2 separate regions of the Homo sapiens genome follow, and region 2 is linked to region 1. Evidence: read pairs that join two places in POLR2A ChIA-PET (ENCODE). Cell type or tissue: Panc1. All regions are shown on one strand.

Region 1 (4,000 bases):
AATCTGAAAGGGCAAATCCTCCATTTTGAGCACATATGCCACTTTTTCATCTTCAAGTATTCTCTTATAAGACTAATACAATTAAATAATACAAGACAGATCCCCTGACAATTTTAAACTAAAATAACAATACACAAACTTTTTCCTTCTTTATCTAGAAACGAACTTGAATTTTACTGATTTCTGGGATATATTAAGGCTTAGGATTCTGTGTTTGTAAGAAAATCCAAGAGATTCTGATGTAGCCGAGTATGGAGTTACTACACTAGTAACAGTGTTTATGTCAGGGGCTGGCAAACTGCACCATGGGCCAATCCAGCCCATCAGCTTTTTGTAAATAAAGCTTTATTAAAATACAGCCATGCTTATTTATTTCGATATTTTCTAGTGCTACTTTCACACTACATAAGCAGAGTTAAGTAGCTACTAGAGACCCTATGCCCCAAGAATCCTAAAATATTTACCATATGGCCTTTTACGGAAAAAATTCACTGACTATTCATTTAGACAGGATTTTAAGAGTCTTATCACATTTCCTCCAAACTCCCATATCTTATCAAAGAGAAAACTTTTTTATTCTTTTTGATTCTGTCATAATTAAATTAATCCTTTAAGTCAGGACACTAAAGTAATATTAAATTTCAAAGGATAAAAATCAACCCTTTGGTTGCCCAGACTGCCCAGACTGGAATGCAGTGGCTCAATCTGGGCTCACTGCAACCTCCGTACCCCTCAACCCAGGGTTCAAGCTATTCTCGTGCCTCAGCCTCAAGAGTAGCTGGGACTACAAGTGTGGGCCATCATGCCCAGCTAATTGTTTATATTTTTAGTAGAGACGCAGTTTTGCCATGTTGGCCAGGCTGGTCTCAAACTCCCGACCTCAAGTGCTCTGCCGACTTCAGCCTCCCAAAGTGCTGGGATTACAGGCATGAGTCATTGCACCCAGCCTCAATAATCTCTTCTTTAGAGACAGGGTCTCACTCTGTTGCCCAGGCTGGAGTGCAGTGGTGCAATCAATCACAGCTCACTGCAGCCTTGAACTCCTGGGCTCAAATTATCCCCCTGCTTCAGCCTCCTGAGAAGCTGGGACTATAGGAGAGGGCTTCCAGGCCCGACTAATTATTCTTTGTAGAGACAGGCTCTTGCTTTGTTGTCCAAGGTAGTCTCGAACTTCTGGTCTCAAACTGATCCTTTCCCCTTGGCCTCCTAAACTGTTGGGATTACAGGCATGATCCTGGCTGGCTATACAGTAAGTTTTGAAAATAGGCTTATAACACTTACTGGCCAGCCTCTGGAAGTGGGAATGACAGCACAAAAAATTGATTTATAGCCTCTAAGAGAACAGATAGATCATGGATATTGAATTCATATGATCATAATGTTAGAATTAGAGCAAACCTTAAGAAATTGGTTCAACTGAAAAAAAAAAAAAAAAAAAAAGTAACTGCAGATGCCACTGCGGTTATGGTTCTAGAGGACCAGGTAGCTTGTGGGTAGGGAAGGCTGCAGGAAGCTTGGACTAACCTCCCTGCCTGGCCTCTGTCTACCACCACTACAAAAGGCTCAGGACTTGCTGTTTCTCTGCTAGGAGTGGAATAGAATAGTATATAGCTCACCCACATGTGCTAATCATCTAAGCTGCAGTAATTATCAATGTTTTACAAAATTTCCTCCTATATCCCTCTCTCTCTTAAGGGTCTGAGCAAACAATGTGACCCCAACATTATAAAACTTTAAAAGTTAGTGATTTTCTAAGATTCCAGACTTGGAAAAGGTACTATTATTTTAAGTAGGAAGTAAAAGCATCAACAAGAGAAGCATAACTAGTTTGAGTGAGAGCAAAATTTTTCCAAGTATACATTTATGCCTTATCTTTACATTTAATAAACAATTAAAACCCCAAAAAAGCCACAAAATGTTTATCCTGGCTACTGGCTGGAATATTTTCCCTCAAATGCTCCATAATGCATAGGTCTCAAACCTCAAATCACATAGGGGTTGGAGTTTCACTCTTCACAACAGAGTGACATATGTCATAAATTAGCCAGGAAGCTATGCCAGATCTCATTTTATTCTTCTACTAAATAATGCAATCTACTTTCTAAAATTAACAATTCCACCAGGCACGGTGGCTCACACCTGTAATCCCAGCACTTTGGGAGGCTGAGGCAGGTGGATCATGAGGTCAGGAGATCGAGACCATCCTGGCTAACATGGTAAAACCCCACCTCTACTAAAAATGCAAAAAATTAGCCAGGCGTGGTGGCAGGCGCCCGTAATCCCAGCTACTCGGGAGGCTGAGGCAGGAGAATGGTGTGAACCCGGGAGGCGGAGCTTGCAGTGAGCTGAGATCGTGCCACTGCACTCCAGCCTGGGCGACAGAGTGAGACTCCGTCTCAAATAAATAAATAAATAAAAATAAAATTAACAATTCCAATCTCTTAAACTCATCTAGGGTTTCTAGGGTACTCTAAATAGTTTTAATCCAACAAAGCCTAACCACCCCCTCCTGAACAAACAACCCCCACCCCCCACAAACATCAGCTCATGAAACAGACTTCTTTGGAGGGAGAAAAATGCAACATGAAAGAAAGCAAATGCAATTAGTACTTCCTTACAAATTATAAACATTGTATGATTTCTCACAAATACTACATGACAATATATTCAAAAGAACTCTAATTTTATATTACAGAAATACCATAGTCCAAATGCAGTATCTGTTGTTACCATAACAACTATGTAAATACTTGACAAAGGATAACTCCAGTGATTATATCCATCAAAAATGTAAACAATAAAAACAACTAGGCTATTTGCTATCTTCATGAAAATGGACGACGCATCACAAAAATTGCAGCTCAAACCCCCAAAAGCACAAACAGAAGAGTAGCTTTTCCCTCTCATACCTGTCTCCTCGACTTTCCATCCATAATTTCGAGAGTCTTGCAGGGCTTGTCCTAACAAAGCTGCTTGATGCATCAGTTTTTTAGGTATGCAACCCACATTCACACATGTTCCTCCGAGACCTACAACAACATTGAGAAATCAGTTTATAACCTGCTTTCCAAGCCTTACAAACATTCAAAGAACAAAGTCAACAATTATTACAACTCTAAGAAATATTGTATTATATTTGCTTAATGTGGTCAGTAATAAAGTTTATTCCTAACTCTTACAACATCCATAAGTTCAGAGACCCTTACATACCAAACACGGTAACATCATCCTAAAACAAAACAAAAAGAGGGGCAGATTTCCACAATTTCCGTATACTTCAAAGATACAAAATTAACTGACTGCTGATAAAGATGCCAGAAATTGAAATCTTACTATGTACACAACCCTATACAGACGACCCGACTTACGATTTTTCTCTTTATGTTGATACCCATACACCCATACTGTGTTTCACTTTCAGTTCAGTATTCAGTAAATTATATGAGATATTCAACACTTTATTATAAAATAGGCTTTGTGTTAGATGATTTTGCCCAACTGTAGGTTAATGTAAGTTTTCGGAGCATGTTTAAGGTAGACCAGGCTAAGCTATGATGTTCGGGAGGTTAGGTGTATTAAATGCATTTTTGACTTGTTTTCAACTTACAAAGGATTTTATCAGGATGTAGTCCCCCATTGTAATTCAAGCAGCATCTGCACTTGCCATTGAATCTATGCAGAGGTAACTGATAAAGGGGTTGCTATGCTGGGGATGATTAGAGTGCAGTGGGTCTTAAACTGCATATAAAATTTGGTGTATATTGGCTGGGCGTGGTGGCTCACGCCTGTAATCCCAGCACTTTGGGAGGCCGAGGCGGGTGGATCATTTGAGGTCAGGAGTTCGAGACCAGCCTGGCCAAAACGGTGAAACCCTGTCTCTACTAAAAGCACAGAAAATTAGCTGGGCATGGTGGTACGTGTCTGTAATCCCAGCTACTAAGGAGGCTGAGGCAGGAGAACTGCTTGTACCCAGGAGGTGGAGGTTGCAGTGAGCCGAGAT
Region 2 (4,000 bases), 780 kb before region 1:
ATTTATTTATTATTATTATTATTTTGAAATGGAGTTTGCTCTTGCTGCCCCAGCTGCAGTGCAATGGCGTGATCTCAGCTCACCCCAACCTCTGCCTCACAGGTTCAAGTGATTCTCCTGCCTCAGCCTCCGGAGTAGCTGGGATTACAGGCATGCACCACAGTGCCTGGCCATCTGATGTGATTATTATGCATTGTATCTCTGTATCAGAATATCTCGTGTACCCCATAAATACATACACCTACCTATGTACCCACAGAAATTCAAAATAAAAAAAGAATGCAGAGATAGACTGGGTGAAAAAAGAAGATCCAGCAATATGCTTTAAATATAAAGACACAGATTTTATGCAACAAAGGGATAGGGAATGATATACCATGATAACTCTAATCATAAGAAAGCTGGAGGGCCAGGCGCGGTGGGTCACACCTGTAATACCAGCACTTTGGGAGGCCAAGGTGGGCGGATCACCTGAGGTCGGGAGTTCGAGACCAGCCTAACCAACATGGAGAAACCCCATCTCTACTAAAAATACAAAATTAGCCAGGGATGGTGGCGCATGCCTGCAATCCCAGCTACTCGGGAGGCTGAGGCAGGAGAATCGCTTGAACCCAGGAGGCAGAGGTTGTGGTGAGCCGAGGTCTTGCCATTGCACTCCGTCTAAAAAAAAAAAAAAAAAAAAAAAAAAAAGCTGAAGTGGCTGGTGGCCATATTAACATCATACAAATTAGAGTTTGGAACAAAGAATATTATCTCAAATAAATAGAGACATTTCACAATGTCAAAGTGATTAATTCATCAAGAAGACATTACAATCCTAAATATATATGCTCTCAATAACAGAACTTTAAAATATATGAAACAAATTCTGACAGTATAGAAAGAAGAAAAAATAGATGAATTTACAATTATAGTTTGAGACTTCAACATTCCTCTTTCAGTATTTGATATAACAAGTAGACAGAATGTAGACGTATATAGAAGAATTAAACAATATTTTCACCAACATGTCTTAATTGATGTTTACAAAACACTCCATCCAACAACAGCAAAATACACATTTTTTTCAAGAGTACAGGGACTATTCAGTAAGATAGGCCTTGTGGTAGGCCATAAAATAAATCCCAATAAAGTTAAAGGGATTGAAATATAGTTATATTCTCTCACTACCATGAAATTATATTAGAAATCAGTAACAGAAGCATCGTAAACTCCATGGAAAACGCTAAATATTTGCACAAATCTCATGGACATCATGCTGAGTGAAAGAAACCAGGCTCTAAAAGTTACATACTATTGTGTTTCCGTTGATTTGACAACTACATTCAAACTACAGTCATAGAGAACATATCAGTGTTTATCAGGGCAAAGAGGTGGTTAATGGATATCACAACAAAGGGATAGGGCAAGGACTTTTTTCAGAAGGTGAGTAATGCAACTATTGATATTTTGACTGTGGTATTCCCTACACAAGTATATACATGTGTTAATACTCATAGAATTGTATACCAACAGTAAAGTCATTTTTACTGAATGTCAATTTTAAAACATCTAGTGTGGGGTTGGCCTTTGTGTGCATCTGGCTTCAGAATTCAAATGATGCCCACTGTTTGAATTTTTTTTATTATTTTTTTATTTTTATTTTATTAATTTTTTTTTTGATAGGGAGTTTCGCTCTTGTTGCCCAGGCCTGAGTGCAATGGCGTGATCTCAGCTCATCGCAACCTCCGCCTCCCAGGTTCAAGCGATTCTCCTGCCTCAGCCTCCCTAGTAGCTGGGATTACAGGCGTGTGCCACCATGCCTGGCTAATTTTGTATTTTTAGTAGAGACGGGGTTTCTCCACGTTGGTCAGGCTGATCTCAAACTCCCGACCTCAGGTGATCCGCCCGCCTCGGCCTCCCAAAGTGCTGGGTTTACAGGCATGAGCTACTGCGCCCAGCCATCACTGTTTGGATTTTTACTGTTTCTTTTCTGTGTCTTCTACAGTTTGGGCTACATTCTTTAGGTTCCTATGGTATTCCTCGGCAGCTTCAGGCTCACATCATGACAAAGCATCTGCCTTGTTCATCTCTCTACATCTAGCATCTACTACAGTGCCCAGCACATGACAAATGCTCAAACATTACTTAGTGAACAATTGTCCTTAAATTTGACACACAGCTTGGTGGAGTCAGGCATGGAGCAACATATTATCGCATTATTGCACAGATTACTGGTGATAACATGAAAATGAGAGTGGTTATTTCTACCTAGTTTAGCACTGTTCATGTGGCACTGTTTATTTCTTTTGCTCATTTTTCTTGATGTCCCGGTGAAATGGCTCCATTGTCTGGAGTATATCCCCTGGTTCTTTGTCACAGCCGAGAAAGAATTCAAAACATGGACACACACAAGGAGTGGGTTTAGGAGCGGAAAGTTTAATAGACAAGAAGAGAGAGAAAAAAGGCTTCCTCATGCTGAGAAAGCGGATTGCCCCAAAGGGACTCCAGTTTGGGGCAGAACGCAATCTGTTTTGTACGGAGGCTTGAGGAGGCGGTGATTGATTTACATCGGGCACAGGAGATTGGTTTGACCAGGTGTGTCATTTACGTAGCCAGCGAAAAGACTGTCCCTCCCATCCTAGTCTTTTTTTATGCAAATGCAGCCTCCTCCTGGCGGCAGCCATCATACCTGTATACGTGGTTTTACCTGAAGGCTGCTTTAATGCCAGCAAAGGCGGTCATAAGGAAAAGAGGGCGGGAGACCCCATATTGAATGTACCCGGGTTTCAGGTACAGCTGCCGACATTTACATATAAAAGCTTCTCAGGCTGCTTTCTGTTAAAGAAGAAGTGGCTTGGGGCCGCTTTTTATTAAAGGAAAATTCCACTGAGAACTTTCACCCTTTCTAGTTGCCTAAGAATTATTTCTTAATAACTCCTGTATTACCTGGTCAGTTATAATTGAATGCAGGAGAGTGAATGAACAATTGCAGGCTTTCTGGATGATGTTATTTTTCTCCAGACAGGATTGATCCTATTCTTTGGCAGGCAACTAAAGTCAGGCAGATCAGCTCATTCCAATCAGGGCTGAGAGCATGTGAGGCTAGGCTGCAGTCTTACAATAGTTGTACTATCTCTAGTTTGCACCCTTTCCTAGGGTAATGTCATTGAAGAGTATCAGCTGAGAGCTTGTGGTGTTTACTGGACTTCTTCCTTCTTGGCAGATGCTGAATTCCAATTTCATGGTACAGAAAACTCTGCTGTGCTTTTCGGTCATTTCTGCTTGGTTTAATAGCCTCTAATCCCATGCACCTCTAGAATCAGCAAGTACTTCTAGCTAAAAACAGTTATCATGAACTGAGTACACTTCTACATCTCTTATCTCCAAGATCTTGGCTCCTAAATTCCTGGCAGCTCAAACTCCAGTTTTTATCTTCTCCATCCCGTTAGATTGCTGAAAACTGCTGGTGTCTCTAGCATCTTCTTTATGCCTGGCTTCTCACCCCAAACCAAGCATTTGTAAATGCTGAAGAGGAAAGCAGAATGCAAAATATTGGATTCAACTTAGTGAGCTGCTTTTTCCTCTGGGACATCGGTACGTAGAGTCTTGACTGCCATTTCAGCTTTCTGATGCCTTCAAGTAGATATGCCAAAAAATTTTAGCTAGATGTACTAGTTGTTCTTCATATGAGTATTAATCTGCTGCAAAGGACTTTGTCATAGCTGAAAGAGAAGTCTCTTATGCTTTTTTTTTTTTTTTTTTTTTTTTAATGACAGGGTCTCCCTTTGCTGCCCAGGCTAGAGTGCAGCAGCATGATCATGGCTCACTGTAACTTCTGGGCTCAAGCAATCCTCCCAACTCAGCCTCCCAAGTAGATATGACTGCAGGTGTGTGCCGTGACACTTGGCTAATTAAAAAAAAAAATTAATAGATACCAGGTCTCTCTATGTTGCCCAGGCTGGTGTCAAACTCCTAGCTTCAGGAAAGCCTCCCACCTCAGCTTCCCAAAGTGCTGAGA

Evidence for each region. Peaks named below come from ENCODE experiments on the same cell type or tissue, not always from the same donor. Only the 100,000 strongest peaks of a DNase experiment are listed, where the experiment ranks them.
Region 2: POLR2A ChIA-PET joins it to region 1 with 7 read pairs; 7 of 35 experiments call an interaction of 5 or more read pairs at or near these places.

Annotation. Positions count from the first base shown.
Region 1 is chr12:104,314,806-104,318,805 of GRCh38, reverse strand. It overlaps TXNRD1 (thioredoxin reductase 1), which reads right to left. Exons shown (of 17, transcript NM_001093771.3): 7 at 2,910-3,029. Among named protein-coding and RNA genes, the nearest start is that of EID3, 13 kb to the right of the region's middle. In Panc1, no CTCF peak of the experiment used is centred here; no DNase peak of the experiment used is centred here; H3K4me3 peaks cover 492 bases; H3K27ac peaks cover 2,232 bases.
Region 2 is chr12:105,091,112-105,095,111 of GRCh38, reverse strand. No RefSeq gene overlaps it. Among named protein-coding and RNA genes, the nearest start is that of ALDH1L2, 8.7 kb to the right of the region's middle. RefSeq lists an enhancer at 1,990-2,604. In Panc1, no CTCF peak of the experiment used is centred here; no DNase peak of the experiment used is centred here; H3K4me3 peaks cover 226 bases; H3K27me3 peaks cover 835 bases.